4 separate regions of the Homo sapiens genome follow, and regions 2, 3 and 4 are each linked to region 1. Evidence: chromatin loops called from intact Hi-C (ENCODE). Cell type or tissue: OCI-LY7. All regions are shown on one strand. Region 1 has its middle 21 kb from the start of SORL1. Region 2 overlaps SORL1 (sortilin related receptor 1). Region 3 has its middle 74 kb from the start of SC5D. Region 4 has its middle 29 kb from the start of SC5D.

Region 1 (8,000 bases):
ACATGCCCTGATTTGGGCCATTATCAGTTTCCTGGATATTGTCCATTTTCCTTTAAGCCAGTCTTCATCCTTTCTTGCCCTGCCCTGTGCTTCAGGAGACTGGCACTTGGCTTCCAGTTGGCTTTGGCCAATTGGAGGCACTGCGAGGAGATCATAGTGTGGCCAAGAAAGGAGGGCAGGGTAGTTATTCCCCTACTTTCCTGCCTTCCAGGTAGTTATGGGTTAGCTATGTCCCTTTACTGAAGGCCTGCCGCTGTGGGGCCGTTTTCTTCCATCCAGCTGTTCTCTCTGGGTGTCAGTAACTGCCCCTTCCTCTGGTCCCTTCAGGCTCGGGTTGGTAAGAGTTTCCCCCACTCTTAGCCCAGAATACTGCATTATCTCATGTAAGTTTTGCACACTTTATAAATCATAGCTTTTTAAAATTCATGTTAAAATATCCAATTGCATATGCCATCTCAGAACACTTCTGCTATTCAGTCAACATCTGTCAAACTGACAGTATGGAAACGAAGATCAGAATAACTGCCCCCCAAGACTGTGATTTTATCCCATAACTTTATTAGTTTAGATTATTGCAAATAGTTTTTGTTTGTTTGTTTGTTTGTTTTGTTTTTTTATTATTTTTTTTTTTTTGAGTCGGAGTCTCACTCTGTCGTCCAGGCTGGAGTGCAGTGGTGCAATCTTAGCTCACTGCAACTTCCACCTCCTTGGTTCAAGCAATTCTCCCACCTCAGCCTCTCAAGTAGCTGGGACTACAGGCACACACCACCATGCTGGCTGATTTTTGTATTCTTAGTAGAGACGGGATTTTATCATGTTGGCCAGGCTGGTCTCAAACTCCTGAGGTCAAGTGATCTGCTCGCCTCAGCCTCCCAAAGGACTGGGATTACACATGTGAGCCACCACACCTGGCCACAAAGAGAACTTTCCAAAGCTCTTAAATTTGACCTATGTACTATGCTGCCAATTTGAACAAGCTCCCTGCAGATGAACGGTAGTGCCTGGGTAATAACCTTGTTAAATATGTATAGGTGTTAGATAAGCTTACTTTTTCACTCAATTGTGTAAGAACGTAAAACTAAAACTGTATAAAAACAGTAAATTATTAAAAGTGACTAAATATTAATAGGCTATAGTACAGTAATTCAGTGCACAGGCTTTAAGATGAGACAGATAGGGATTCACATCCATTAACCGTGGCCTTTGGAAAGTTACTTCACCTCTCCAGTCTTGGGTTTCTCATCCATAAAATCATCATGATAATTGAGTGCCCACTTCTTAACAGGTGTTGTGAAGATTAAATGAGATTCATAAAGTATGAGTACTGTGGGCATTTGAAAAATACTAGCTATTGTTGTTGCTATTAATTTTAATTTGCAATTCTGTAATGACATGATATTGAGCATCTTTTCACATTCTTATTTGTGCACTGTATATCTTCTTTGGTGAGGCATCTGCTCAGATCTTTTGTCCATTTTGTATTTGGGTTGTTCATTTTCTTATTGTTGCATTTTAAATGTTCTTTTTATTTTTATATGGCAGTTCTTTATCAGATATGTCATTTATAAAAATTTGCTTCCAGTATGTGGCTTGTCTTCCCATTCTCTTGATACCACTGCTATTAGTAAGTTAAAATAATGATATACTTTAAATTATCTCAGAGAGTTGTCATGTGGATTATATGGGTTTATATATATATTTAAATGGAGTTTTGCTCTTGTTGCCCAGGCTGGAGTGCAATGGTGTGATTTTAGCTCACTGCAACCTCTGCCTCCTGGTTTCAAGCGATTCTCCTGCCTCAGCTTCCTGAGTAGCTGGGATTATAGACTCTCGCCACCACGCCGGCTAATTTTTTTTTGTATTTTTAGTAGAGATGGAGTTTCACCATGTTGGCCAGGCTGGTCTCAAACTCCTGACCTCAGGTGATCCACCCGCCTCGGCCTCCCAAAGTGCTGGGCTCACAGGTGAGAGCCACTGCGCCCGGCCTATATAGGTTAATGTTTTTAAAGTACTTAGAACAGTACCTGGCACATAGTTACCAGCTATATGAATGTTAACTAATATACAGATAATAGTTAAGTGTGAATACCTAGAAATAATTTTATTCCTTTCCCCCTATCTTTTAATTATTCTCAGTCACTTTTCAAACTACCTTTGGATTTCTTAAATAGAAATAGACCCTTCTAAATTCTTCCTGAATTTTTTCTTGGAGTCAAAAACCTTCCTAAGCACATGTAAGGTTGTTTTAAGTTCTGATTTTTTCTTTAAGAGATGGGGTCTTGCTTTGCTGCCCAGACTGGAGTACAGTGTGATGATCATAGCTCACTGTAGCCTCCAACTCCTGGGCTAAAGTGAGCCTCCTGCCTCTGCCTCCAGAGTAGCTGGAACTACAGGCACCTGCCCCTACATTCACTGAATTTTTAAATTTTTTGTGGAGATGGGGTCTCACTATGTTGCCAAGGCTGGCCTCAAACTCCTGGCCTCAAGCAATCCTCCTGCCTCAGCCTCCCAAAGTGTTGGGATTACAGGTGTGAACCACCGCATCCAGCCCTGATTTTTAAGCATTGGTCAGCTTGCTGTCAAAAGCTATCTCGAGCAAGTTTTCTTGACTGTTTCAATCCTCACACTCCCAAATGAGATCTTAGATATATTTTTAATATAGTGATACAGCAACTGAAACTTTGCTTACTAATCCATCCTCTCACCTTTACCCTACACCAGCAACATAAGGCAGGGAAACAAGTGGTTAGGAAGAAGTGTCTAGGTCCGGAGCTGTTTATTATCTGGCAATTTAGAGATGAATATCCACTAGAGAGACAACTCAGAAAGGAAAAATGCTTTCTTCACGAAATGAGTCAAGATTAGTGCTCTCAAAGTGTCAAATTTATGATAACAGAGGAATATGAATTTCTTATTTAGACCAGATAAATGTTTTTATGACAATTAGTCCTTGAATTCATGACCTGTGTTTGGTTACAGAGAGTAAGGCACCCATGGCCCGGAGTGACATGCTGCTCTCCTTATACTTCCTTCCCTTATCCTCAGGACTTAAGCTTAAACTGCCTCCTTTCCTGTGGGAGCCAATGGACCCTAACACCAGAACTCTCCCCTTCTGGCTGCAGAGCAGCAGTACTGAGTACATGAGTCAAGCCACTGATACCCCATGGAGCTTGAGAATGTGAAACTTACCATATACAAGAAAAAACTTAGGGAGACTGAAATTTGACTATTTCTCCAAGGAAGGTGGTAGATTCCAAGAGAAAGGGGGATTGGATGGGGAAGCAGAAGGAGAAGAGGTTAAAAGGAGAATAAAAATGAGAGAGAAGATAGGAAGAAAGGAATGTCTATGAGGGATGCCCTCCGAAAGCATAAGCAGTAAGATCCAGCCCTTTGTAAAAGGTACAAAGGAGAAAATTATCTAAAAGAGGCACAACCCTTTATCTCTACCTGTGTCTGCTTCCCTCTATATTAGCCACTAGTCTTTTAGATGTAAGGGGTAGAGACTAAAACCAGCTGAAGTGATAAATGAAATGTATTGACTTATATAACCAAGAGGTCTAGAGGTGATCTAACTTCAGGCCTGGCTGAGTCTAGGATTTCAAATTATAAGGACTATTAATTTTTTGTCACCTCTTAGTTCTATAGGTACCTGGGTCCATTGGCTTCACTCAGATTTTGTCCATATGACCCAAAGATGATCACCAATTGTCCCTGGCTTATACTATCCTTAAAGAGAAAAGAGAGAACCTTCTCTCCCCACCACATCATTCAGTCCATATCAGTCCCTGAAGAGGATTCTGCTGAGGTCACATGCCCCAGTGTTCTATATCCAGGAGGATGGGGTATTCTGGTCGGTCAAGTGGAGTCATGTGCCCACAGTAATCAGCAGATGTGGGGGAAGGACATTTCCCAGAAGGAAGGCTTGAAGCACAGCCATCCCAAACAGCCCCCAACTCCATCTAGCTAGAATACTTTTCTAAACTCCTCAATAGAAGGCTGTTTTAACATCCATGGCCAGGCGCAGTGGCTCATGCCGGGCCTGGTGGCTCACGTCTGTAATCCCAGCACTTTGGGAGGCCAAGGCAGGTGGATCACTTCAGGCCAGGAGTTCGAGACCAACCTGGGCAACATGGTGAAACCCAGTCTTTATGAAAAATACAAAAATTAGCCAGGCGTGGTGGCGAGCACCTGTAATCCCAGCTGCTCTATAGGCTGAGGCATGAGAATTGCTTGACCCTGGGAGGCAGAGGTTGCAGTGAGCTGAGATCGCGCCACTGCACTCCAGCCTGGGTGACAAAGCGAGACTCCGTCTCAGAAAAAAAAAAGAAAAAGCCATGGTGTTTTGGTGTACATTTAGTAGGGGAAAGGAACACTGTGGGTTTGATGCCATGGTGGGCATTGAGGACAGGGGTCAAGGGTCAGGGGTCATCCTCTCAGGACTCTTTGCACTTCATGGTGGACCACTAGATGATGAAGACAATCTACACAGACATTGCAATTTAGATTTTTTTAAATCAAAGGGTCACTCAACTGTACCACCTCCCCAACTTGCCCTCCTTACCTCCCCAGCTAGTAACGAGAGACACACCTGTGAGACAGAAAAAGAAGGTCTCTTGACGCAGATTATGTAATTACATCAGCCATGTTTATTCTTTCATACTCTCAGTTCCCTAATTTCCTTTTCTCTTCATTGGGGTAAAAACCAAAAAGACAGAAAGTAGAGGGACCGCAGCCATATTATTCATAATTCCTCTGTGATAACTCCATGATGCCCCTTATTTTTAAGTGAGGGGGTTTTCTGACAGCTGGCTTTTTAAATTCATCTACTAGACAGTTTAAATTTAATGACCAATTTCTTTTTAATAATCTTAGCAGGCCCCCCTAGAGTTTCAGCCATTTAAACAGAACATAACAGAAATTTCCAAAGAAATAAAAGGTGATTTCTTTATACAGCTTCTCACATTCAAACACATTTGCATACATGGCCCATCTGAAAAGCTAGAACTAATGAAATTATGAATGAGATTCTCATTTTTCTATTCTCAGAATCCTCTCCCTCCTGGCATCTTTCAAAACTCTAATCTGAAATTATTCCCTCCAGGAAGTTATCCTTGATTAATCACTCCCAACTCTAATTATGTATTTCTTCATTATATAAACAAGAGCTGTGGATACAGTTCCAGTTAGGTTCACCTTCTCTCGTTCATATATGGATTTAAAGTTTCCTGAGTCTTGGGATGTGAGTGTGTTCTTGGGCAGGGATGTCTTCTGTCTCTGTGTAGCCATTCCTTCCCTCTACCCTCATCCCCAGGACTGCTTTAAGCAAAGACAAAAGAGGAACTTATTTACTGGTGTAATAAAAAATCCTGGGCCCTGCAAATTGCCAGAACTGAAGTGAAATTTGAGCTCTGCTGATACTAGCGGTATGGGGGAAAAGTTAATTTTTTTAAAGCTTGATTTTCTTACGTGAAAAAATGATAAATTCTTTAGAGCTCTTGTGATAAGATATGTATTCAAAAACACTTAAGGATGCTTGTAGATCTTTTTAAAAGTATTTGTTTCCTTAGTGATATGATTGCAGAAGCTACTGAGTCCATGAAATATATTTTTCATCTGTTGTTGACATCTGAAATTCTTTTCCAGAAGACAAAAGCCATTTATGCCAAATTAGAAATAAGATTGAGGCCAGGCACAGTGGCTCACACCTATAATCTCAACACTTTGGGAGGCTGAGGCAGGTGGATGACTTGAGCCCAGGAGGTCGAGACCACCGTGGGCAACATGGCAAAGCCCTGTCTCTACCAAAAAAAAAAAAAAAGTACAAAAATCAGCTGGGTGTAGCCTGTGGTCCCAGCTACTTGAGGTGGGAGGATTGCTTGATCCTGGGAGGCAAAGGTTGCAGTGAACCAAAATCATGCCACTGCACTCTAGCCTGGATGACAGAGTGAGACCTTGTCTCAAAAAAAAAAGAAAAAGAAAAAGAAATAAGGTTGAAATTGCAAATAATCTTGGCGTAAGTAACAATGAACTTAAATACATTCACTCTGCCAGGCATGATAAATACCTGGCCATACATCCCTTCACTGATCCTTCCCCTACCCGTGATTGACACCATAAATTGGTCGGAATAGAGTGTCCCACTCAGCCCACTGCGTGCCTCAGAACTCTCAACACAGGGCTCTCTAGACAGACACTACCCATCAATTAGAGTTTGGGAGGGTCCAGTCGTGCTAAGACATACATCATTGACACCGTTACTCTCTGAAGAGCAGGGTTTGCTTAGAGGATGAGGAGAAGATTAAAGGAAGGGATAAAAGAGCAGCCACTGCTGGATGTGGTAGTGACAAAGGGTACTAGGAAAGAAGGTGCAATTTCTCTAGCCTGATAAGTTTTCTAAGATGTCCCCATGACCCAGAGAGGCATTGCTCAGGGCCCAAGTGAAAGGTTTGGCCCATGAACACGCTGCTTCTTGACCTAGCTCCTCATTTTCACATCTTCGCTGTCCTTACTCTTCGTTGTCAACGTTGACCCACTTCTCCGTTCCAAAGTCCCCCATGTATAACTCCTTTGGTTCTGAGAGGAAATAGGGGGTGGGTTATCTCTAAGGTCTACTCCAAGTCCAGACCCTGCGCTCCATGTTGCTGACTCAGGGTCCATTCTCCACTCAGCTTTCCCTTCTGGATTGACACTTCCACCAGCGGATTCCCAATAACCGGCTGATGATGAGCAAGCCCTGGCAAGCCTCTCCACACCCCGACCCCACAGGCTTCTGCCACCAGGCATAGTCTGATAAGTGGTGGGATGAGATGTAGACTAAAATGGTGAGCCTCGTAATGTTGCCTTGATCCTCACGAGCCTGGATGAGGCCATCCACAGAGTGACAGCCAAATACATGGAGGTCAACTCAAAGTGACTTAGGGGTGGCTAAAGTTAATGACTGTTGAGTATAATTATCTCTCCTACAAATGAACTGTGTGTTTACAAGCTTATCAGGTCTCTTTTCTGAACCTTGGTTTTCTGCTCTGATCAGCGAGGAGGGCTGAACTACTGTGGAGAAACAAACCCCAAGGCTCTGTAGAGAATGGATGGGCCATGGGTGGGCTCTGTGGGGAGACATTCCAGGGCTCCCTAGCTGTGGGAAAGAGTCCAGGAGCTAGTACAGTTTTGCCTGCCCTTTGTTTTCACCAATTCTCATCAGATTCAAGAGAAGCTCTTCTCACAGTAGGGTAGTGCCAAGAAGAGTCAGATGTGAATACCTCACATCACTCTTCATCCATCCATTCATCAGTCCATCCATCCATCGTTTTCATTCATTCTATACATACATACATTATTGTATACATATATCCGTTCTATACATTATTCATATGTAAATATGAAAATACGTAAATATGAATAACATGTCAGGGCACTGGGATACAATAATAAATATGCATATTTATTCATATGTAAATATGTAAATATGAATAATATGTCAGGGCACTGGGATGCAATAATAAACTAATCAGATGTCACCACCACCTTAGGGAGCTACAGTTTATTGTAGGTATAGACAATAAGCAAGTGAGGTGACAAATAAACTAATTACTAATTGTGAAGTTCCTGAGGAAACAAACAGGGTGGTATGATAGAAAATGGTCAGGTGCCCAACGCCCCGCACCCCCGCCGGCCGCACTTAGCGGAGCTTTGCTGGGGAGGCGCCGGCGCGGCGGCTGCGCAGCTCGAAGTTTCCGCGCGAGGTGGGCGGGCCGGGCTGGGCCGGGCGCTGCGGGGCCGGGACCTGGTCTTGGAGCTCTGCGACCGCGCGCTCGCCCTCCCGCGGCGTTTGCAGGCGCCGCCGCCCCTTCCGCCCCTTGCGCGGGACTGCGACCTGAAAAAGTGACTTTTACTCATGTGAGCTGCCTTCAGAGAAGCCTCCTCCAGAAACAGGAGAATGCGTGGCTCTCTAGTGTGGTCCCATCTCTGCAGGGTTTGTGGATGTTAAGGGTCCCAAACCTGCA
Region 2 (8,000 bases), 140 kb before region 1:
CTGTTAATAACCCCCTGAATTCATTCAGAAATTTACTTCCTTACCATCACCTTTCATCCTTATAGCATCTCTCCAAGGCAAAGCAGGGTCCATTTCCCCATTTTTCAGACTAGAAAACAAAGGCTAATCTAAGAGTAAGTGACAGGAGCTGAGTCCAGGCTCCATCTTTTCTGACCATGAATCATGAGGATTCAGTTCTGCTGGAGACACTTGATCCAGAGTTAATGGGAATCTAGGGTCCCATCCAGAGTTAATGGGAATCTAGGGTCCCAGTTCGCAAGTGTCTCCAGCGAACTGAATCCTCGTGAAAAGCAGCAAACAAACTCTTTAAGAATGGACAGAGAAATGACTCAACCCCACCATGTGGATGGAGAAAGCCATTCAGCTAGAATATCATAAATCCTGAGACGGCTATCAGAAAACCAGTACATACCAGTACAGCCCTGTGAGGGAGCACAATGACCCCCCTCTCCAGAGCAGGGTTTCAGGATGTGATGTCCCCTTACCACAATGACTTTCATCACTGTTGTCTCCACAGTCATCCTCAAGGTCACATTTATAGGACAGTGGGATACAAGTCCCAGACTCCTGGCAACGAAACTGGGTGTCCAGGTCACAGATGGTGGTAGCTAAAATGGGATAGAAAGACAACATATTCCTTAGGTACAATTGATTTCCCACAAATGTAAACATCCTACTGGAAAACCAATTAAAAAATAGAAGAAAGCAGGTATTAATTGTAGCAACAGAAATTAAACCTAGACTTACAGAAGACATAAATTACATGAGAGCTTGAAATTTACAACCAAGAGAGATAAGGGCATATCTTTCTGTGGACAGCTTCCAGATCGGAACAGGACGGGGAAAAGTGAGAAACTGTCATCTGTTGGCGAGAGAGAGTGACAGGCTAGGTGACCTCCTAAGATCCCTTCAGACGCGAAAAGTGTCTTCCTAAATAAGTGACAGAAATACCTTTATCTATGAAACTACGATTAGAGAAGCTCAATTTCACACAAGAAGTTAGCACTTCATTGTACAGATGGTAAAGGCAGCATGGAGGTAGAATTCTACAGTAGGAACATAGGCTCTGTCTGCAGTCAGTCAAGACTGGGTACCAAATCGTGGCTCTACCTCTTCCTGGGGAAATTAATTTTAATCTCCCTACGGCTGTTTTCTCAACAGTAAAACTGGGTAAGATAATGTGTCCTAGTGCTTGAGATCACAGTCAGAGAGACTAGATTTGTTTTTCTGTTTTTTGAGATGGAGTCTCGCTCTGTTGCCCAGGCTGGAGTGCAGTGGCGCAATCTCGGCTCACTGCAACCTCCGCCTCCCAGGTTCAAGCGATTTCTCCAGCCTCAGCCTCCTGAGTAGCTGGGATTACAGGCACCCACCACCAGCCCCAGTTAATTTTTGTATTTTTAGTACAGATGGGGTTTTGCCATGTTGGCCAGGATGGTCTTGAACTCCTGGCCTCAAGTGATCTGCCTGCCTCAGCCTCCCAAAGTGCTAGGATTACAGGCATGAGCCACCACGCCCAGCCAGAAAGACTAGATTTGAATTGAGTCTGCAACCTACAACTTACTTAACCTGCCTTTACTTGGTAGCATTATTATGAAGATAAACCAGGGAACAAGTTTGGAACCAGAGCCTATTAAATAGGATGTAAATATAATGGGCTCTAAACAAATGTCACTTCTCTTCCTCATCATTCCTCATGTCCTTCTGGCATTAGAATGGATACAGAATTAGATTTTTCTTCCTCTCCTAAGTAGATATTTCCTGTGCTTAAGCACAATCCCTGGCACCCCGTGAAACACCCTCCAGGAAAGGCGAGGGGAAGGCAGGCTGCTCTCAGGAGAGTGAAAGGCTGACCCAGGAGGTAAAATGTGGCAGAACAGAATGCTGGCACGGGGGAGGGGTTGTCGTGCACGAAATGCCAAATAGCAATGCTGCCGTTAGACATCCTGGCAGCTCTTATTTGAGGCTCCATTTCTTCTCTGTAATTGAGCTCGTGGTGGGAGGCAGGGGATGAATGCAAAATGACAAGACTGCAGGGATTCGCGTCAAAACCCTGAGTGCCTGACAGTCACCCAGCTAGAGGAATCTGTGTAAGAGGGAGGGAAACCCACTGACAACACCCTCCTGCATCCCGGTGTCCCCCCTCCTCCACTGCTCCCTGGCAGCTGGCAGGGTGCCTCACTTAACTCCCCACATGGCAGTACTCAGTCACTGCGGTCCAGCTCCTGCAGCCCTGCTTAGAAACAGGGAACCTCTCTCCTCCACACGCAACCTCCTTGATGAGGGAGACACACATGCAGGCACAGATAAGCCCCTCTCTCTTGACTCCCAGTCTCTGAGTTTTAAATCCTTCTGGTTCCTCCTCTCCACGCCTCAGCTCCATCTGACATGTGTAGACCTGAGCCAGGTGAAACAGGGAGACGACGGAGCAGAAAGTAGGTCTCGGGGTCTCTGGAAAGTGAATCCCAGCTGACATTCACGCCAAGCTGGGAGGAGGGCAGGGCCAGCTCCATCCTTCATGCACAACTGTGCAGTCTGCAACAGAGCTCAGGGGCTGGGTGGGAGGAAGCCATTGGAGGCAGCAGGTGCCTCCCAAAAGATGCAGGTCTTCATTCCTCTCAAAACTCGGAGCCAATACAAGATTCAGCTTGTCCATTTAGTAGAAACCAAGCCCAAGGGCACAAGGAGGAATGCTCTGCCACCTGTGTCCCTCACTCTTGGATATGAGGTCATCTGGTTTGTATCTCCCTGCTTCCACTGTGCCTAATTATGTCTGGGCAATTTCCTTGTAACTTGTTAATTCTAAGAAGCATCTTCTATCCCACCCAGATATGTAATAAACTCCTTTCCATTATCTGCTTCAATGCTGTTAATAAGCATTAATGTTTTTAAAGAGCTTTGGCTATTCCCCCACAAATATCACACCTTCCTGCAACTCTGATAAAGGAGGCTTTATAGGCCTTATTTTTTGCAGAAAAGACACAGAGAGGCTAGTGCTTTCCCAAATCTGCCATTCAGCAAATAAGCTCTACTCCCTCGGTGTGAAAGGCACCCTCTGAATCCAAGGGAAAACGATTAAGGAAAGGCTTTGTAAATAACCCTCTATCAGCCAAAAGGGGGAGTCTATAGGATTGCAGGGCCCAGATGTGTTTAATGAGCTGGATATTTCACAAGTTGCTTTCTGGGTGAAGTGGCAGGGGAGCCGGGCACAGGCCCCACGGATGACTGGCTAAATGAGTATCTAGAGCTTCCCATTAATCTGTTCTTACAGTACAAATGGGTAAATGAGCCCCTGGGTTGCCAAAGGTAAAATATATAAAAGAGAAGCCTCTGACTTGGTTCCTGCTTCTGGTCTCTCTCCATCAAACGCATTCTGCCCACTACTTATCCTTCCAAAGATGAACTTTCATCACATGACATCAGTGGTTCCCAACTGCTTCTCCGATAAAGTCCACAAAGCCCTTGCTGTCCTGGGCGCTGCCCACTCATCTAACTTCACCTTGGCCCCTGTGCCCATGCCCATTCTCCATAACTCAAACCAGTTTCCTGGCCATGCCAGCTTCCCCACATGCTGCTCCCTTGCCTGTGAATTGATTCCCTCCACCTCTGCTTGGTTCACCCCAGACACTCTCCAGAGCTCTTTGCTAGGGCCTGCCCAAGTTTGCTTTGGGTGCCCATCCTACATGCATATGACACTTCCGCATCGCAGTGCCCGTCACTCTACTGTAACTGCCTATTTTTCTGACTCCTACTTCAGACTGTGAACTCCGTTTCTGCCTTGATCGGCAATATATATGCAGGCCCAGCACAGAGCCTGGAACACAGGGTGTATAGCAACTGCTTGTTGAGTGAGTGCATGACTGACAAAAGGGCAAATCATCTCCTTATAAGATAATGTCGAAGCTATTAAAAATTAAGTGAAGAAAAGATAGTGAAAATTCATGGTTAATAAACTATCTGTTATTTGTGGTTGTTTGGTTTTAACTTCTGCTAACCACAGTCTTATACTTTAGAAGTCAGATCTTAAAAATTATACAGCCTAAAGATGACACTTACATGGCATGTACACCAATGGCCCCACACTGTAGGCCAAGCTATGCATTACTAACCAATGAAAACAATCTCTCTTGAGCCTGGTAGGTAGCCAACATCAACCAACTGGAGTAAATACTCATTTCCCATCCCTAAAAAGGCTGAATATTGAATTTCCAAATCAAAGAATATCACCTGTTTACTCGCCCCAAGTCACCAGCTTTATTACAGAGCCACAGCCAAGATTAGAGCCCAGATTGCCAAATCAATTCAGTTTCAGCCATGTGACGTTTATTTATAAATCTCTTGTAACGAGTGGTACTTCTGGGGTGGTTAAAAAAATATTATGTATATAATATTAATCCTATATATCTAATATCTACCTGTGTATGGAAATATGTTTTCTCTGTCATCTAAGCCCCATCAACTTAGATGGGCATCACCAATCATGGGTGGCCCTCGCCCTAGACCTTAGGCCCTCAGCCTGGGAAGAGCCAACCAGGCTTCTGAGTAATGGTAAGTGCTTAACGTCCAATCCAGAAGACTCACGGCAGTTTCTCTCATCGCTCATGTCTCCACAGTCGTTGTCAAAGTCACACCACCAAATGCTGTTGATACAGTTCCCGTTGCTGCAGCGATACTGGTTGCGAAGACAGGTGTTCTCTACCCATCAGAGTGCGGCAGGGGAGGAAATGAAACCAATATTATTCTTACTGCTGGACCACAGGTCTTTCTCTTTTGAGTTTCCCTCCCTTTAGTAACTATCGGGGGAAATTCAGCCAGATATCGGGTGAAATTCACCCCCGATATTTCACATAGGTTCTTTTCTATTTTCCCTAAGTGTCGGCCGGTCTGAGAAATAAAGGGACAGCGTAAAAAAAGAGAGAAATTTTAAAGCTGGGTGTCTGGGGAGACATCACATGTCGGCAGGTTCCGTGATGCCCCCTGAGCCGTAAAACCACCAAGTTTTTATTAGTGATTTCAAAAGGGGAGGGAGTGTACGAATAAGGTGTGGGTCACAGAGATCATGTGCTTCACAAGGTAATAGAATATCACAAGGCAAATGGAGGCAGGGCAAGATCACAGGACCACAGGACGGGGCGAAATTAAAATTGCTAATGAAGTTTTGGGCACGCATTGTCACTGATAACATCTTATCAGGAGACAGAGTTTGAGAGCAGACAACCAGTCTGACCAAAATTTATTAGGCAGGAATTTCCTCATCCTAATAAGCCTAGGAGCACTACAGGAGACTGGGGTTTATTTCATCCCTACAGCTTCGACCATAAAAGATGGCCGCCCCTCGAAGCGGCCATTTTAGAAGCCTACCCTCAGGGACGCATTCTCTTTCTCAGGGATGTTCCTTGCTGGGAAAAAGAATTCAGCGATATTTCTCCCATTTCCTTTTGAAAGAAGAGAAATGTGGCTCTGTTCCGCCCGGCTCACCGGCAGTCAGAGTTTAAGGTTATCTGTCTTGTTCCCTGAACATTGCTGTTATCCTGTTCTTTTTTCAAGGTGCCCAGATTTCATATTGTTCAAACACACATGCTCTACAATTTGTGCAGTTAATGCAATCATCACAGGGTCCTGAGGCGACATACATCCTCCTCAGCTTACGAAGATGACGGGATTAAGAGATTAAAGTAAAGACAGGCATAGGAAATCACAAGGGTATTGATTGGGGAAGTGATAAGTGTCCGTGAAATCTTCACAATTTATGTTCAGAGACTGCAGTAAAGACAGGCATAAGAAATTATAAAAGTATTAATTTGGGGAACTAATAAATGTCCATAAAATCTTCACAATCCACGTTCTTCTGCCATGGCTTCAGCTGGTCCCTCCGTTCGGGGTCCCGGACTTCCCACAACAAGTAACATGATGGTAAAGGGGGAGGAGGAATGCCAAGCACACGTGTCTACAGGGAAGGAAATGTCCCATACTAGCCTCTTGCTTTCCTCTTTTAGTTAAAATCAAAAGAGAGGAGGAGGCTGGAAGAAATATTTAGAAGCAGATACAATGCTTTAAGAAGGATAACCACAATACCAGTTGAGTCTATTGGGTAGTGAATACAGTACATCAACATTATAAAATACTAATTACACACAGAACTCCTTAATGGACTGTGTCTACACAGAATTAAAACATACAGATTCAATATATCTATAGGTATGTTTTTATATACATAGTTATATATATCCATATATATTCTATCTATCAAGCAAATGAGTTATGAAGATTTTCTCAATACTCTGAGAAATTTTTCTGCCCCATGACTACTTTAAAGCAAGCAATTAAAATTCCTTACAGAAAAAAAATGTATAGTTTGGCAAACTGCATCAAGGACATGCGATGATTGGTCTCATATTTGGATAATCAAAGGCATTCTAATGGGAAATATGGAGTAGCTTTCTTCCCCTTCTCTTGGAATTTAGTGTTGATTCTATTTCTTTCCAAACAGTTTTAAGATTGTATCCATAGCCTGAAAGAAAGTCTCTTGTTTCTAAGAAAGAAAGGCTCATCTTTTTTCTGTTTATATTTCTTAAGGAAGATTGACTAAAAGGCTTGTATTGTGTGTTTCACTGCCTTGGACTTGGGCCGCTGTGAGAAGCAGGGTTAGGATTACAAAGCAAATAGAGTAGGCACAGTGGCTCATGCCTGTGATCCCAGCTCCTTGGGAGGCAGAGGAGGGAGGATCCCTTGAGCCCAGATGTTCAAGACCAGACTGGGCAACAAAGTGAGACCTCGTCCCTATAAAAGAAATTAGCTGGGCTCGTGCCTGTAGTCCTAGCTTCATGGGAAGCTGAGACAGGAGGATCCCTTGAGCCCAGGAGTTTGAGTTGAAGCTGCAGTGAGCCGTGAATGTGCCAGCCTGGGCAATACAGCAAGACCCTGTCTCTTTCTTGTCTCTTTAAAATATATATAAAAAAAAAGGCAAATAGAATCACAGATAAGGAAAAGCAGAAATTCTGGCCATCAATCCATGCACTTCATGGCAAGGTGCCCTTGCAGGGGTTCACCTCACTCACAGAAACGTGATGCTGGAGGCGGGGGAAGTGGTGACAGTAAAAATTACACAGGAAGGAAAAACTTTTTAAATTTCGGAGGAAAGAAATGTTAAATCTCTATATTCAAATTCAGAGGGGGAGTGGGTGTAAGGCTGCTCTTGCTGCTTGGTCATGGCATAAGGTCTAGACTCAAAGTGCTTTGCAAACATTGGTCTGAAAGTTCAGGACACACTGGGCTAGGCTACGGTGAGAGGATGGACAACCGTTAGGTGAGAGTAAACGCGGAAGGAGTCACACTGGTTATTTTTCCCAATCAGGTTGGTCCAACTTATGCAAAACAGGAGCAGGTAAGAAACCTGGATGTGAGGGATGGGTGAGGAGAGGAAGAAGCAAAAGAATAAAAAGGGAGACCCTGAAGAAAGCCTGTGCCATCTGACATGAAACCAAAAACCACAGCTACTACTTAGAAAGGTACAGCATAGGCCTGTTCTGAGTGAGGACTGAAGGGCCTCTTTGACCCTTACCAGGACTTAGAACCCAAACCAGTATTCTTATGAGTATCTGGTAGGTTTGATTTTTACCTTGGACTTTTTCCAATAACACGAAAAGGTTAGGAAACAGAGAGCTATCCCTCCCTCCCCTGGCGGGGAGCAGGAAACAAAGGAAGGAGGATGACAGGCAAAAAAGAAAAAGGGAAGTACCTTGTTTGACACAGGTATTGTTCTTGAGCTGATAGCCCTGAGGGCAGTCACACATCAGGTCCCCTGATGGAAGCACACTGCTGGACACATCCTCTGGACACCTGCAGCTTCTACTGTTGTTGGCCTTGGGCAGGCACAGCAGGCTGCATGGCCTGGGCACACAGGCATTGCTTCCTGGAGGGAAGACAAACAGCAGCAGGTAGGTTAATACACACCATGAGGGAGGTACTGAATACAAGAAGGA
Region 3 (8,000 bases), 64 kb after region 1:
TTCCAATGGTATGATCACTTAGCTTCAATCTTTGTACCACAAATAGGTATTGAAGATGTTATATGGTATATAGAGGCCTAATACGGTTTGACTGTGTGTCCCAACCCAAATCTCATGTTGAATTGTAATCTCCACGTGTTGGAGGAGGGGCCACGTGGGAGGTGAATGAATCATGGGGGAGGTTTTCCCCTTTGCTATTCTCGTGATAGTGAATGAGCTCTCATGAGATCTGGTTGTTTCGAAAATGGATAGTGCCCTACTCTTCTTTGTTGTCTCTCTCCTGATACCATGTGAAGAAGGTGCTTGCTTCCCCTTCGCACTTCTGCCATGATTGTAAGTTTCCTAAGGCTTCCCCAGCCATGCTTCCTGTACAGCCTGCAGAACTGTGAGTCAATTAAACCTCTTTTCTTCATAAATGACCCAGTCTCAGGTAGTTCTTTATAGGAGTTTGAGAATGGACTAATACAAGGCCCTAACAAGTTACACCCAAAAGGCCCTAAATGACAGCTGCATGAGTATCTCTTTGCTAAAAAAAAAATGAGGTCTTATGACGAAAGTTCCTTATGAGTTCCTTATGAGGAAAGCTGTGCGGCCAAATTGTATGGCCTTAGACATACTCACTGCAGCCCAAGGTGGGACCTGCACCATTATAAAAACCGAATGTTGTGTTTATATTCCAGACAAATCAAATAACATAACCCGACTTATGACCGATATAAAAACCCAGATAACTAACCTGTCAGATCCAAAACCCTCACTTATTGATTGATAGGTTGGCTGGTTTGGGTCCTGGGGAACTTGGTGACAGAAGCTATTGCCTGTAATGAGAATAATTTGGGTTTTGTCCTGTTTTTGCTTACAATGGTGTTATGGTATGTGCGTGCAAATAAGTCAACATGCAACCAAAAGAGCTAGAGTAATGATTGCTCAAAGAATTGCTCTAATTAAGGAGGCAGTAGTATAGCCTGAACCAGCTTCCAGGTTTGCTACCCCTTCGTTGCTATATATCTGGCCTAGGTCCCTATATTTTTCTTTCCATTTCCATCTTTCCTCCCCCTATTTTTATCCTCATGGGACACGACTTCCCAGGAATGAGTCTTCCTAGCAATGCGGGACATGACTTCCTAGGAAGGAGCCTTCCTAGCAACATAGGACCTGAATTTGTAGGAGTAAACCATCCTAGTGATGAGGAACCAGCTCAAAAAATAAAGAAAAAGGGAAAAGCAACCTGAGATCAGAGACACATTTTCCTTCTAAAAATGCTTTCTCCAAAAGATTTTAAAGAAAAGCTGGGGGTGGAGGATGTGAAAGGAAAAGAAATCTTGTGACCTCAAACTCACTAAGCCAAAGGGAAAAATCAAGCTGAGAACTGGGCCATGAAAACCTGCCTCCCATTTTGGTTCCCAAATAAGATGACTACAAGATGAAAAGCTACACACCTCCTTCATACTTTGCCCACAGGGAAATTCCTTGTGGCCTCCAAGATCTTCACCCCAAAGCATTTCTGTTAAAATTCACCAGGACAATGCAAATCGATGGCTTATCTTCACAGGTGCAGGGCCACATAGGACGGAACTCAAAGTCATCCTTTCTGCCCACCTGACACAAAGGCAGATCTGATCGTTTCCTCTGCCTTATTATCTATGTTATTTTATGTAAAAATGCAGATTCACTGAGCAAGACAAAGGCATGAATGACTATTTTCCCCCACCCCCCTCCTACATGAAAATTGTGTATTTCTCAATATCCTGCCCTTTCTCCTTTAAATTTGAAGCCCTCAGAATTATCTTCAGAGAAAAGGCATAGACCTGTCTCCAGAGTGTGAGTCCTTAACTTTGGCAAATAAACTTCCCAAAATGATTGACGCTTGTCTCGTCATTTGCCTCGATTGATAATTACCCACTGAGATAAATGCCTGTGATGCCTTAAGGTGCTCAGAACACAGAGTAAGTCTAGGATCTTAATGTCAGCATTGTGGTTTAGGGGAAAATAAAAGGTTGCTGTTCATACAGAGTGGTCTCTCATATATGCCTCGGGATTAAACTGCAATTCACAGAAAACCCTAACAATCTTGCTTTCTGAACGCTTTTTGAAAATATGCAGTGAATTGCCAAGACCAGGATGTTCTTCATCAAGGACTTCCGAGGAGATAAGATTTAATTTGCTTTTTTGTTGGTCTTCTTGGGGCGGGTGAACTCCAGGGAGTGATGTGTGTTTTCTGTAAAGTCAGCAAGCTATTGTTGAACAGAATTTCTGCAGATATTGTCAGTGGGAACATAATTTGGGTCAATGAATCATAAATTCTATTTTGGTAATTTGCCGAAGACAACATTGAAAACAGAGCTAGCCCAACGGGGAAAACTGGAAAGAGACACACAGCTCAATAGCATGGCAATAGGGCAGAGGGGGAAAGAAGTGAGACATTCTGCCTAACAGACTGCAGACTTCTCTTCAAATGATTAGCCACCAAGCAGGTTGGATTTTTTTTTTCCTTCCAAGTCCTGGGAACGACGGCAAAGCAGTTAACACAGACTGCACAGTCACAAACCAACAGAAACATGACACTTGAGGTAAGTCCCCTAAGATTCTCAGATAACTACCTCTGTTCAGTTCATCAACCCACAAACAATCCAAACTTGTCTCTTGGAAAAAATTCCCAGACCTTCAATGCAACAGCCTTGTGCTGCTCACATTGTTCTAGTTTCTGTAGGTTACAGAAAACAGTCAGCTCACACACTGGCTTCATCTTTCCTTCCTTTTGGTTCAGGAAATTCAGGTGCAGCTATTGGTGGTGGGAGGTGGATGGAGGAGCAGTGAAAATGAATGCAAATGAGGATGATTTTTTCATTAGATGTGGCTTTTCCTTAATACAATTTTATTCAACTTTATAAATGAAGAAACTGGAGATGAACAACAGTAACAAATAACCCCAAGTCTCCATTATTCATTCCAGGAATTAAATCTAGGACCTTCAACTCAGATGCCCTTTTGTTTAGCTCCTCAGGATACTGGAGGGAGAGAAAAATTTTACCTGAGCGTTTACTCAAAACCAAGGTCAGACAATGCTGTATTTACCTCTATCACCATCCTCTGCTCAGTCCTCAAGAGCTTTGTGCAAGTGAGAACAGCTGTCCTTTGTTTTAAACAAGGACAAGCAAGACAACTGAAGTTTAATTGCAACAGGATGCATTTGGATTAAGTGTGGGAAAAAAAAAATTGTTGGATTCCAAGTATTGTGAGACCAAGGAATGAATTACAGGGGAGAGTGACAACATTTTTTTTTTCTAAAGATTTTGGGGACAGCTCTGTTTCTGGAATGTCCGAAGATAGTCCATCCAATAGGACCAATTACCAGAATCCAGCCCCCAGAGCCTACCATTTCTATACTCATTCTTCTGGCTAATAAAGGGGGTTCTGCTTCACGCCCTCAGTACAGGTCTTTCAGCCATGACGACCAAGGCAGACCATTCTGGTTTCAGCTGGAGTGTTTCTGTTCTCATGAGACACCAGTCCACAGGGGTTCTCTGTCTCACATGTGGAAGGGAAAGTGAAAGTAGCTTCTTTTAAAATGAACAGTTACCTCCTTCTCATTGGCAAAAGGCCACTTAAATTTCCCAAGGGGGACAGAAAACCATCTTGCAAAGTTTAGAAGATATTCGTAGCAGCTGACCCGCAGCAATGTCCTAAAGCTGGGCTTTCAGAATCACTGGGTACTTGGCTCCATTCCAGTCTAATTAAGTCTCAAGGCTTGGGTAGTAGGACCCAGGCATTGATATTTTCGAAAAAGCTTCTCAGTTAACTTGAAAATGCTTCCAGGGTTGAGAAGCACCATTCTGAGTACAGTTGATATGCACCATCCTCTTTCAGAGCTTTTTAGGAGTTCAAATTTGGCTAGACCAAGGGAAGGACAGTACAAAGTGTCTACTTATATGAACTGTTCCAGTTGACTGCCATTTGATTGATGTGTTGGAGGATTAGGGCCCCAGCCATCCTATTAAGAAAGCAAGTGGACCACTGCCTGGCTGTGAGCCTGGAGGAAGCCACTTCAACGGCTTTGTTTCAAGAGCCAGGGAAGACAGAACCCGAGAGCTGTGTCTTGAAGGCTTCCTGCAGGGAGTGGGAGCTATGATTTTATTGCTAGAGAAAGAGTCTCCAAGCTGTTGATGGATTACAAGCTGCTGATCCGTCTCCAGCCCTCAGAGGGCAGAATGTGGAGAATTCCAAAACACAACATAACAGTTGCCTCTGGTACAAAGAAGACGCAGTAATTTGTGGAGGCCGCGTGGCTAAGAATGTAAAGGCAACCAAGCACTGGGGTTAAGAATTAGGAATCTGGATTTGAACCACCCTAGGTTCACATCCTACCACTTACTAGCTATGTGCCTTTAGGTATATTAATTAATTTGGGCTTCACTCTCTTATCTGTAAAATGAGGATAATAATAGTAATTACCTCATTTAATTGCGATGATTCAGTAAAATAATGGACGCTAACACTTATTTAAATATATAATGCATTCAGTAAGACTTGCCTGTATGTGTTTTGTTGGGGCAGAAGCTGCAATGGAGTCTGTGCTGATGAGGGTAGGAGTGGAGAAGGTGTTTCCTCGTCACCAGGGCAGCGGCATTGGAGATCTAGGACGAGCTAGGAGGGAAAGGTGTTCTCCACGACGCCAGGCTTGTACTGACAGGATTCTCTCAAAGTTGAGGTACCCAGTTGCTGGGTACAACCCCAGCACTTGGTAGGGAAGGAGAGCAGCTCTCATCCCAGGCTGTGCAGCCTGCGTCCGCTTAACCTTTAAAGCAAGTGAAGTTGTCACCTGGGTCTTTGTCCTCCTCATCATCCCTAGAGATTCTGAGTAAGAAAGTCTGGGGTGGACCCAAGGAATCTGTATTTTCTTAAGAGTTCTCAGGATGATTTAGCAGCATGGGCAGGGTTGAGAAGCATGGTGCAGTCTGCTCAGTGCAATTAAAAGGGTCATGAACACTCCTCTGCCCGACCTTGTTGGCGCACTGTATATTATTTTACTGCCAGAGATCATCAGCCCTGCAATTCCACTAAACGGGCATTTGTTTCAATTAACAAGTGGTCTCTTTAAAATGCACTTGATGTGAAACCCTACAGTTCTAGCACTTAAGATCAAATTCAGCAAGTGTTCAGAATTCTGAAGAGAGAGAAGGGCAGGAGGTGATTTGGGGACAGGGGGTGATGTGGGTACAGCAGACCTGGTCAGGGACTGAGAAGAGGGAGCTTTTGGCAACATGAAAGAAGAGGCCTTATGGCAGATAAGCAGAGGAAGTACACCAAGAAGTGGAAGAGGGACCCAGAATGAAAGGATTGACAATTCCAAAGACAAGGAAGGTGTTTTTAAAACCAGCTAGATACTGCCTTTCAACTGCCGTTTACAGAGCTCCTACTGGATGGCAGGCATTGGGCCAAGCATTTTTAACGCCAATTTGATCTTCACAACTGTTCAGCGGCCAAGTTATTGCTATTTCTACCTTACTAATGAGGAAGCTGAAGTTCAGCTACCTCATCCAATGGAGCAGACAGGTGACATTACATCCCTGTGTCTTACGGAGTGGAGGTGAGATTGGGTGTGAGGGGCAAGAGCCAGCATCTTTGGAGAAAAGCTCTGGCTGGCGACCAGGCCTCCTGTCATCTTCAGTCCTTTGTTTTCCCAGACCCGTCCCACTGCAAGCATGTTCAGCCCATCCTGTTCCTAAGGATGGAGGGTGAGAACTAACCCCAACTGAGCTACCATCTGCTCAGCCCTGTGTTCAGAGATTGTCAGGGCAGGGAGTGAGCTAGATCTTGTCTTCTCAACTCCCAACCAGCAGAAATAGCAAACATCTTTGGAGATTCCCTTTATTTGGCTTCTGGTTCTCACTGCTAAGCATCGCTATTAAATCTCAGGACCCTTTCCTGTGCAGGCATGTCTGCCTCAGACGCTATCTATCTCAGTATATCAATTCCTAACAACCAGGTGTGGTTGGCACCTAAGTTGAGACCTGTGAACTGTTCCTACCTAGTCTACATCCTTGGACTAGTTGCCCCTGATACCGATGTCTTGTCTTGAACCTCCACAGACATGGCTGGGCTCCTGATGCCACATCTTGTTCCCTTTAGCTGAGCCCTGCCGCCGAAGTTGGTCTGTATCCTCTATACTGCTGCTGTTCCAATGGACTCATCACTTATAGACTTAAATATCATTGCTCTTTCAGCTTAAATTTAGTGTTTCCTGGAACTTCTTTCTTCAGTCCCCTACCTACTAGATTTAATCTCTTGGGATACCAGTGTGGCCCGAGTCAACCCCAGGTGTGATGGTTAACACTGAATGTCAACTTGATTGAAGGGTGCAAAGTATTGATTTGGGGTGTGTCTGTGAGGGTGGTGCCAAAGGAGATTAACATTTGAGTCAGTGGGCTGGGAAAGGCAGACCCACCTTTAATCTGGGTGGGCACAATCTAATCAGCTGCCAGCACAGCCAGAATAAAAGCAGGTAGAAGAACGTGAAAAGACTGACTAGCTTAGCCTCCCAGCCTACATCTTTCTCCTATGCTGGATGCTTCCTGCCCTTGAACATCAGACTCCAAGTTCTTCAGCTTTGGGACTCGAACTGGCTTCCTTGCTTTTCAGCTTGCTCTTTAGCTCAGCCTATTATGGGACCTTCTGATCATGTGAGTTAATACTCCTTAATAAACTCCCCTTCATATATATCTGTATATATATATTTCCTATTAGTTCTGTCCCTCTAGAGAACCTTAATTCTTTTTAGTTCCTCCTTCATTTATTCACTCATATTGACTGAGCCTTTCTTATGCCTATGGCACTCAACATGCAGTCAGCTAGAGTCTGGGAATATATGCTGAATAAAACAATCCCACATCCATGGAACTTTGAGTATAAATGCCTAGAGCAGACAGCAGAGGTACCTAATTTCAAGGATCATGGACGTTCTCAGAGGAAGTGCATTTAAGCTGAGACTTAACGAAAAGTTTAGCCAGACAAAGATGGAGAGAAAGAAGATTCAGGGCATAAAGAGAAGTACATGTGATGACTGACCTCAACATGAGGGGTGACCTACTGGGAATTAGGAGAGGTTTAATAGGGCTAGGGTATTGAGCATGCATGGTATGTTACTTTTCTTGATGCTTGCATCATGTTGGTATATCTAGCTGTCTCTCTTTCCTCACTAGCCTATGAGCCCTGTAAAGGCTACGTCTGTCTTTTTATCTTTATATTCTCAGAGGCCAGCCCAGGAGCAGACACACAGCAAATGTTCAATAAATGCTTGCTGCACTGAACTATGTGGAACCAGTAGCCCCCACCTTGGCCTTGTCTGGTGCCTCGTCCATTATTCTTACTTTAAAGATGACAAGGCTGAGGCAGTCAGGTTCCAAACTTCATGCTCTTACCCACCATGTTATGCTGCCTTCCTAGTGAACAAGGATTATTGTAGCAGAATGGAAAGAAAGTAGTCTTGAAACGGAAATATCCTGGCCTTGACACTTATTAATTGAGTGGTCTTGAGCAGGTTACTCAACTTCTCTGAGCCTTGGTTTCCTTACCTGTAAAAGAGGTATAATTCCTAACACACTGTAATGAGTAAATAAGGAAAAGCAGACGCTTTCATACCTCTGACTTTTTCGTAGACCATGAAAATTTGTCCCTAAATATGTGTTTCTGCTTATTTCTTCTGGCCTTACCCAGGCTCTATCAGCCTGAAGGCCCCTGGAAACCTAGGCCAGGACCCTCAAAGGCCACAGGTCTGAAAGCTCTTGAAAGTTTCTGGAGGACCAGTGAGGTCTCAGAACTGATGCTATTCCAAAGCTCCTGCACTCTTCTGAGTCCTCCAAGAAGCAGAGGCCAAGATGGAATTAAACATGCAAGGAATTTATTAATTAAGAGAAGTGGGCAGAGATTGGAATCCGCCTTCCGGGCTTGGCGAAGAAGGGAGGAGGCAGGAGCGAGGAGGGAGGAGGGCCAAGGGCGGGCAG
Region 4 (8,000 bases), 110 kb after region 1:
TGCTTTAATAACCTATCAATTTCTAAATTGTTAAACATGTAGGTAAGTGCTTTCTAAGAGCATTTTTGAATGGGTTCCTGAAATACTCGAGGGGGCAATAGGAGAAACAGGATCTCGTTTCTTAGGAAGTGCCACTCCCATTCCCCACCAGCTCTGGTAGCTCTGTTCCTCTAGTATTCCTTCAGCTCTCAGGCCTTTCCAACCTCCAACCCTCTCAGCCATAGTTTCCTCTCCAGGAAACAATGTCTCCCTCCTTCTTCCCTTGGTTTGTCAGCTTCTTATCCTCTAGGTTCTGGGTTCAAATCCCCCCTTAAGGGAGGCCTTTCCTGACCACACTATCTGCAGCCAGTTCCCTCATCACTCTTCTGGCTTGCAGTGTGCAGTTCGTTTCATGGCCCACATCAGTTTATGTAATTTGTTCATTTTCTTGTGAATAGGTTCTCCCTGCTTGACTCTAAGCCCCACGAGGGCAGATCTCAGGTCCGTCTCATCTCTCACAACAGTCCCAGCACCTAGCGCAGCGGCTGTCACCTAGTCCTAGTTGAAGCTTAATGAATATTGGTTAAATGAGAAGAGTGAAAGTTCACTATTTCCTTTTGATTCATGACACTCTTATGGAAAATACAAATGCCTAGAGCACTAGTCCTTTCTTCGCTGTGTTTAGATCTATCTACGAAGATTCATGCAACTGATTTAACTGAAGATGGGTGGCACCTGACCTCAGGTTATTCAAGACTAGGAATAAGATTGTCAAAATGTACTAACTCAAGTAAATACAGTTTGATTTAAGGCTCATCTCCATTTAGGTAGTTGGGAATGGGGTTCCTTTTGCCATTTAAAAGAGAAATGAAAATGCCTTTCACCTTGGGCTCTTAGTATCCATGAAGGCAATATCTTGTACAGCACAGGGCAAAAACCATCATGGTCTACTTCCTTATAAAACTGTTATAGGTAAAGATCAAATCTCAGACTCTCACTAACTGCTGGACTGAGAGCATTACATTAATACTTGGCATTACATTCTCATTTTACTAATGATGAAAACGAGGACCAAGTTTTCAGACTTAGCTAGTGGCAAGAGGCAAGATCCAAGGCCAGATCCATCCAATGCCAAAACTCACATGCTTAAATCTTATTACAATAAACAGTCCAATCGTGAGCAGCATGGTCTGAGGTTGCACTACACAGAGACAGGAATGGGCATCTAGCAAAGAAGTAGAGAGCACACAGGCAGTGATCTTTGCTTGGAATACAGCATCAAAACACATACAAAACATCCCTCACATGCACCAACAAGAACAAGCCTGACATTTCTGAGTAATTAAATACATGAAGGTCAAGAAGAATGAGGCTAGCCACACATGATGGCCTGCACCTGTGGTCCCAGTTACTCAGGAGGCTGAGGAGGGAGGATCACTTGAGCCCAGGTGGTCAAGGCTGCAATGAGCTGTGATTGCACCACTGCACTCCAGCCTGGGTGACAGAGCAAGATCCTATCTCAAAAAAAAAAAAAAAAAAAAAAAAAAAAAAAAAAAAAAAAAAAAAAAAAGGAGAATGAAGTAACAGGAGCAGGCAGGGATGATTTAAAAAAAAGTCTCTCAGAAAGAAGAATGTAGTTAGTGGGATTTTCACGAGATAATGAGGGAGGAAGAAAGTGTAAGAGTGTGGCTTCCTTGGTGGTCACTCCTGGCCCTTCCACCAATATCCAATATTGGCTGTATAGCCTTTGGGTCTTGGCCTAAAATAGAGTCAGGAAGGATGATGGGACTGGTCAAGATATCTCAGACCCCAGGATAGCCAATATTGGCCTATGAGATTCAAGGTCCCCACAGTTCCTGAGGAACCAGGGTGGTGATCTTCAGGAAAAGAGTAGATCTTTGTTTCCTCCCTGATGTTGTGAACAACTTACCCCATTAAGATGAAGGGACATGGGGCTGGTGTTGGTTTCTGACAGTCCTGGAACAGAACTCATGTGAGTATGGCTTCTGAGACTGCCGCACCAAATCTGAAGTTGCTGTAATTCATTTAGAATTGCACCAAAAGAAAAAACAAAACAGAAACACAAAGAAACTTTTGGAGGTGATGAATATGTCTATTACCTTGACGGTTGTGATGGTTTCATGGTGTATGCATTTGTCCGAACTCATCAAATAGTACATGTTCCATTTTTTGTAAATCAATTACACCTCAACAGGTCAGTTTAAAATAAACAAATATGGAAATAAACAAATATATGAATTTGAATACTATTTTAAAAAACAATGGAGCAGGGGAGCTTGTGGGCTCCTTACACACCTGTGGGTTTCAAGTTAACGCCTAACTTTGCTATAGAGGAAAATTAATAAGAAGGAAATGTTGCAGAGAAGATACGCAAGGAGCCCATATAGGAAGGAGTGTTGGAATGATTACTTGGGGGATTTTTCTGTAGAATGCTAGGCAGCACATTCCCATTTTTCTCTCTCTGCTGGAAAGAGAGAAAATTGCAGCTTGAGTTATAACAAAGAGAACATTGGTTCCTGCTGCTGAGGAGCCTTCCTAATGCTCTACGGGTCCTTTTCTAGAGGACAAGGGCTCCCTCCTGTCAAAAACACTACAAAAAAGATGGCTTCAGTGAGGAGGATTAACTCTTTGTAGTTCGAAACATTGGCTTCCGCATAATGACTTTGAGACAAGGAAATGACAAGCTTTCCTGTGCCCACCCCACCGCCAGGGTGGCATGAATATGAGTATGATTTATTTATTCTGTCTCATTTCTTCAAACATCATTGACTCTATTTGTGTCTATTTTTACTGGACCATGCTGTGATATTTAGTATGCACTTAAAGTGGACATCAAAGACAGCACTTGCTTATTGCCAGCATTTAATATGAGCATCTAATTAAATTCAGGTTATTGTGTTAATTATTGTTCAGATCCATAGAGTTTATTAAACTACCTGATTTTCATATAATTCTACTGCAATTAGTGGTTATGTATTCATTCAACTGCTCAGATGAAAAACATTAAATCTGGATATGGAAGGTGAATTGTTGTCATTCACCTAACCATTAGACTTGATCATAAATGTTTATTAGAGTAAGATACACAGTTTTTGTTTGAATTCATATCTTTAGTGCACCCACCATCGATTGCTGTAGGCAGAATTTGCACGGTGAGTGTCTACTTTCATAAGTGTCTTGGCCATCAATTACTTTTGCCTAAATTTGTTTTTTTGAAACACACTTCAGGAATTCTCTATCCTTCTCCCAATTTCATGAATACTTTTTAAAAACTTTCTCTTTGGGCCGGGTGCGGTGGCTCATGCCTGTAATCCCAGCACTTTGGGAGGCCGAGGTGGGTGGATCATCTGAGGTCAGAAGTTTGAGACCAGTCTGGCCAATATGGCGAAACCCCATCTCTACTAAAAATACAAAATATTAGCCAGGCATGGTGGCGGGCACCTATAATCCCAGCTACTCGGGAGACTGAGGCAGGAGAATCACTTGAACCTGGGACGCAAAGGTTGCAGTGAGCCAAGATCTTGCCACTGCACTCCAGCCTGGGCAACAAGAGCGAAACTCCACCTCAAAAAAACACAAACAACAATAACAACAACAAAAAACAAAAACAAAAAAAAAACAACCTTCCTCTTTGAGAAGGATTTTAAACTTTTGCAATGGGTATGTAGAAAAATGTAGTCCGTAGTACCTTTTATCCTCACAGAGAGAATGAGAGTTGCCAGACAGGAACACTCTCAAACCATTGCCACTGAACCCAGAAATGCACAGAAATGCAGAAGCCCATCCCTCTTCCCAGCCAAAGCCACTGCTCTGTGTGCTCTGAATCACAGCCTCTCCAGCCTTCTTGATAACCTTCATCTGAGACTTCTTCCATTCTCCCACTCAACTTGCCACTTCCCTCAGTACTTAAATATCCCCCAAATTTCTCGTATTTATATAACACCTCCCACCTTCACCCAATCCCCTTTTATCGACTATTGGCTCTATCTGTCCCCACATTTGGAACTGTACTTCCAGAAGAGCCATCTCCATCCCTCCCCAACCAGTCATCGTATTTCTTCACTGTAGTCTGGCCTCTGCTGCCACCACTCTACCGAAGCTGGTTTTATCAAGCTTACCCATCGCCTCCCTGTGTTAAATGCATGAGATGCTCCTCAGTCCTTAGTTTCCTTGACTTCTCGGTGACATTTGTCACCACTGACAGTTTCCTTCTTCTGGAAACAGTCTCCCCCTTGGTTCCTGCAAAGCAACCTTCTCCTGGTTAGTCTCATTTCTCTGGCTCCTTCTCAGTTTATTACTTGCTCTTCTTCTCCTTGACTTTTCCATATTCCTTAGGATTCCATCTTTGTCCCTTTTCTCACTCGGCACACACTCTCTGGGCCATGTCTTCTGGCTTTTATTCACATCTATACCGGCTAATTCCCAAATCTGTATCCCCCTGGCACCCATCCATTCACACGGCAGTCAGTGTGATACTTCTCATGTACAAACCTGATTCCATCACCTCACAGAATATCCTTTTCAGTGTCTTCCCATTGCGTTTATGATAAAACCAACTCTCTTTGCAGGAACAACAAAGCCTTCCAGGATCTGGCTCACCTTGCTGTCCAGCCTCTATCTCTTTCCAGTCTTCTAGAATTCTACATTCCAGTCATGCTGGACCTCCTTCAGTGTCTTGAATGGTCCATGCTCTTCCCACTCTTAACCTTCCTTCAACCAATTATTTCTACCCAGAACCCTCTTCTACTGGCCTTCCTGCCTGTCACCTTCAGACCTCTGGTTAAGCGTTGCATCCTTTTGGGAGAATTTTCCCTAGGGTATGTTACCTCCTGCTAACTTACTATCTCGTAGCACGTCCATAGATTTCCTATCCAAATTTCCACTATACTTTATTGATATTCCTTCTTAACTATTTACTGCTTTATCCTACCTTCTAGCACAACACCTGATACACACCAGGTAATCAAAATTATTTGTTGAAAGAATGTACCTAAATGATAATAACATTATCTGAGGATTCATGTTTTGAGAATTTTCACATCCCTTCAGGAGGGTCGCCCTTGGGTAGTCTCCCATTTGCTTATCAACTGCTGCTTCCAAACCAGCCTGCTCATTCATAGCAACTGGGTTCTTCCATAAAGTTGTGGAGGAAAAGGCTGCAACATCCAGGCAGCTGTGTTGATCTCCAGGTGTAGGATGCAGTGTGAGTTTCATTGAAAAGGTGTCTAACATCCGATTCAAACAACTCCTGGCTGTTTTGTCTTCAGACCGGCTGAGTAGTTTGTACATATACTCTGAAACCTGCTTTGAATATTATGATTAATAGATGATCACAAACGTTGTCCTTTTTTTTCTTTTTTCTTTTTCTTTTTTTTTTTTTTTTTTTTTGAGATGGAGTTTCACTCTGTCCTCCAGGCTGGAGTGCAATGGCATGATCTCGACTCACTACAACCTCCACCTCCCAAGTAGCTGGGATTACAGGCATGCGCCACCACACCCAGCTAATTTTTGTATTTTTAGTAGGGAGACGGGGTTTCACCATGTTGGCCAGGCTGGTCTCAAACTCCTGACCTCAAGTGATCCACCCACCTGGGCCTCCCAAAGTGCTGGGATTATAGGCGTGAGCCACCATGCCTGGCCAACATTGTCCTTTAAACCTCTAAAAAATATTTATTAAACCCTAAACGTGGGCTCATTAGCTCCTATATCTAGGTTTTTCCCAAAGGAAAACAAACAAACTGTGATTTTGAATGGGAAAAAAAGGATTAGATATCAGACAACACCTTCATAGGAAAACTTCCAGGGCAACCAGCTTCACATACTTGAGAAAAATCTTTCCATAAACATCCTTCTGGGTGAGACATAAGTCATGGGGCATGGGTCTTCCTGGGGCCTATGGAGGTGTTGTATCTAAATCTTGCCCTACTGACTTTCAATCCTGCCTTTTTGTAAAGATATTTACCTGGTGTTTTTCCCCCTCTGTATCAGGGCCTAAAACACAAGGAAATCTTAACCTAAGATAAACAAAATGTTTGACGAGAATCCATAGATAACATTTACTAAAGCATCAGAATGTAAAGAACTATCCAGACCCTGCAGTACCCAGGGTGATATTTTGTCCCACGGGGAAGGCATGTGTGTACACACACATACTTGATTATATTTGAAGTCTGTTATTTTGTGTTTTGTTGTTGTGTTGAGCCTAAAATAAATGGCCAGGAATGGGATGGTGGAGCTTTAAATGCAGTTGAAAGGAACATGGCAGGGAGGATGCATCACCACCAGGCTGGTTTAGGAGCACAATTTTCTAAAGACAAGGGAGGGAGTAGATGACCTTTCTGGATCCCTCCAGTCTGAAGATTTTATGATTCCATGCACGTCCTCTGTCTAGACATGAAATGTGGATGCTTCTGCTTTTATTGCTACAGCACGGGTGAAAAGCATAACTGCTCCACCTACAGTCTGATCCTAGAAACTGCTCAGCCTCAGCCAGGAAAAACAACAAAACAAAACAAACAGAACAGGGGAGGAAAAAGCCCACCGGAAAGATGCAATTTCAGAGTCCATAACAGTGAATATTCCCCAAGAATCTAGACTTACTTTTCATCTAGCCTTTCAAAGTGACTATAATTTTAATAACAGTGTCTTATAGAGTTATCAATAATTATTCATTCAAATATTTAATGTCTAATAGGAAATGCCACTCCATGAGAAAAGGAGGAGACAGAAAATTTGGCCTTTCCTTTGTCACGTGGGGAACAAAGACTGGAAGAGGATGTTAGCTGTGCAGTTAACATAGTGACCACCAAGATCAGGCGCTCTGACTACCATAAGATATAGATCAGAAGATTTCTCTACTTCCAGGAATTACCCAACCTTGCAGTGCTGTGCTGTCTTCAACTTTTACACCTCACATTCTTTCTCCGTCACTCACAGCCCCTCTGCTCACTCTTCTGTGTCCCAAGACACCTGAACACACCTTGTCTCTTCTGGCCTCCTGACATTTCTCACCTTTGTCCTCATTATCATCTTCCTCCCATTTCTATAACCTTCCAAGTTTCTATGAGGTAGCCCCTTTGTTCCTTCTCAGACATACCAAAAATCTGCCCTGAATGCTCTTCTCTCAGATGCCATGTGGCCTGTTCCTCCTCTTCATTCAAGTCTCTGCTCAGATGTTAGCTTCTGAGAGGGCTTCCTAGACCACCTTATCTGAAACGGCACCCCATGAGTTCTTCCTTCATTATTTCTAAAGATCAGTTAGATCTGTATTTTAGACCTGTACTTATCTTGAAATGTAATATGTATATACTAAACAGTGTGCAAAGCACAAAAGTCCTCCTCAACCTGCTGGGTCTCCTCCACTTGGCCATCAACAATGTGGACGTCTTACTTGCCTGACCCAACCTGATGGCTTTAGGACTGAATGACTGAGAAAGGAAAACAGGAAGATGAAGAGAGAAAACACTTCCATGCTGCTTTAAGTCCCCATTCTTAGTCCTAAGTTCTAAGGCTGGGCCCTTACAGAGGCCTTTCCGTATCTAAAAACACCCAATTTCTTTTTTCTTTCTTTTTTGTTTTGTTTTGAGACGGAGTTTTGCTCTTGTTGCCAAGGCTGGAGTGCAATGATGTGATCTCAGCTCACTGCAACCTCTGCCTCCCGGGTTCAAGCGATTCTTCTGCCTCAGCCTCCCGAGTAGCTGGGATTACAGGCATGTGCCATCAAGCCCAGCTAATTTTGTATTTTTAGTAGAGATGGGTTTCTCCATGTTGGTCAGGCTAGTCTTGAACTCCTGACCTCAGGTTATCCACTCGCCTCGGCCTCCCAAAGTGCTGGGATTATAGGCATGAGCCACTGCGTCTGGCCCCAATTTCTAATTGCTACTCAAGTAGCTGGAAGCCTGGCACCCCTAAGGGAATGGGAACTTCCCATGCTAGCTCCTCACTCAGAAGTCTGATAAACAGATTCCTTAATTTCCTGTAGGATGGGACTTAGAACAATG

Evidence for each region. Hi-C counts contacts between places; a loop is a spot of excess contacts. Peaks named below come from ENCODE experiments on the same cell type or tissue, not always from the same donor. Only the 100,000 strongest peaks of a DNase experiment are listed, where the experiment ranks them.
Region 2: it touches region 1 in a loop (6-fold over the local background); 3 of 110 quality-filtered maps call a loop at or near these places.
Region 3: a loop joins it to region 1, with 5 times the contacts of the local background. A loop is called at or near these places in 3 of 110 quality-filtered maps.
Region 4: a loop joins it to region 1, with 5 times the contacts of the local background. A loop is called at or near these places in 29 of 110 quality-filtered maps.

The regions. Positions count from the first base shown.
Region 1 is chr11:121,427,102-121,435,101 of GRCh38, reverse strand. No RefSeq gene overlaps it. Among named protein-coding and RNA genes, the nearest start is that of SORL1, 21 kb to the left of the region's middle. RefSeq lists enhancers at 4,542-4,611, 4,682-4,811, 7,948-8,000 and a silencer at 7,686-7,785. In OCI-LY7, CTCF peaks have their summits at 7,657 and 7,860; DNase peaks (open chromatin) are centred at 4,311, 4,641, 5,341, 7,791 and 2 weaker places; H3K4me3 peaks cover 4,714 bases; H3K27ac peaks cover 8,000 bases.
Region 2 is chr11:121,566,870-121,574,869 of GRCh38, reverse strand. It overlaps SORL1 (sortilin related receptor 1), which reads right to left. Exons shown (of 48, transcript NM_003105.6): 22 at 7,757-7,930; 23 at 4,600-4,713; 24 at 507-629. Among named protein-coding and RNA genes, the nearest start is that of SORL1-AS1, 120 kb to the right of the region's middle. RefSeq lists enhancers at 3,125-3,624, 3,625-4,126, 4,587-4,756, 4,867-4,916. In OCI-LY7, no CTCF peak of the experiment used is centred here; DNase peaks (open chromatin) are centred at 4,689, 5,009 and 7,829; H3K4me3 peaks cover 1,606 bases; H3K27ac peaks cover 6,691 bases.
Region 3 is chr11:121,363,219-121,371,218 of GRCh38, reverse strand. No RefSeq gene overlaps it. Among named protein-coding and RNA genes, the nearest start is that of SC5D, 74 kb to the right of the region's middle. RefSeq lists enhancers at 3,524-3,623, 3,664-3,763. In OCI-LY7, a CTCF peak has its summit at 4,065; DNase peaks (open chromatin) are centred at 1,588, 3,097, 3,598 and 3,958; H3K4me3 peaks cover 4,291 bases; H3K27ac peaks cover 5,795 bases.
Region 4 is chr11:121,317,895-121,325,894 of GRCh38, reverse strand. No RefSeq gene overlaps it. Among named protein-coding and RNA genes, the nearest start is that of SC5D, 29 kb to the right of the region's middle. In OCI-LY7, CTCF peaks have their summits at 2,470, 4,079, 6,277 and 6,478; DNase peaks (open chromatin) are centred at 1,354, 3,814, 4,104 and 6,434; H3K4me3 peaks cover 1,433 bases; H3K27ac peaks cover 5,200 bases.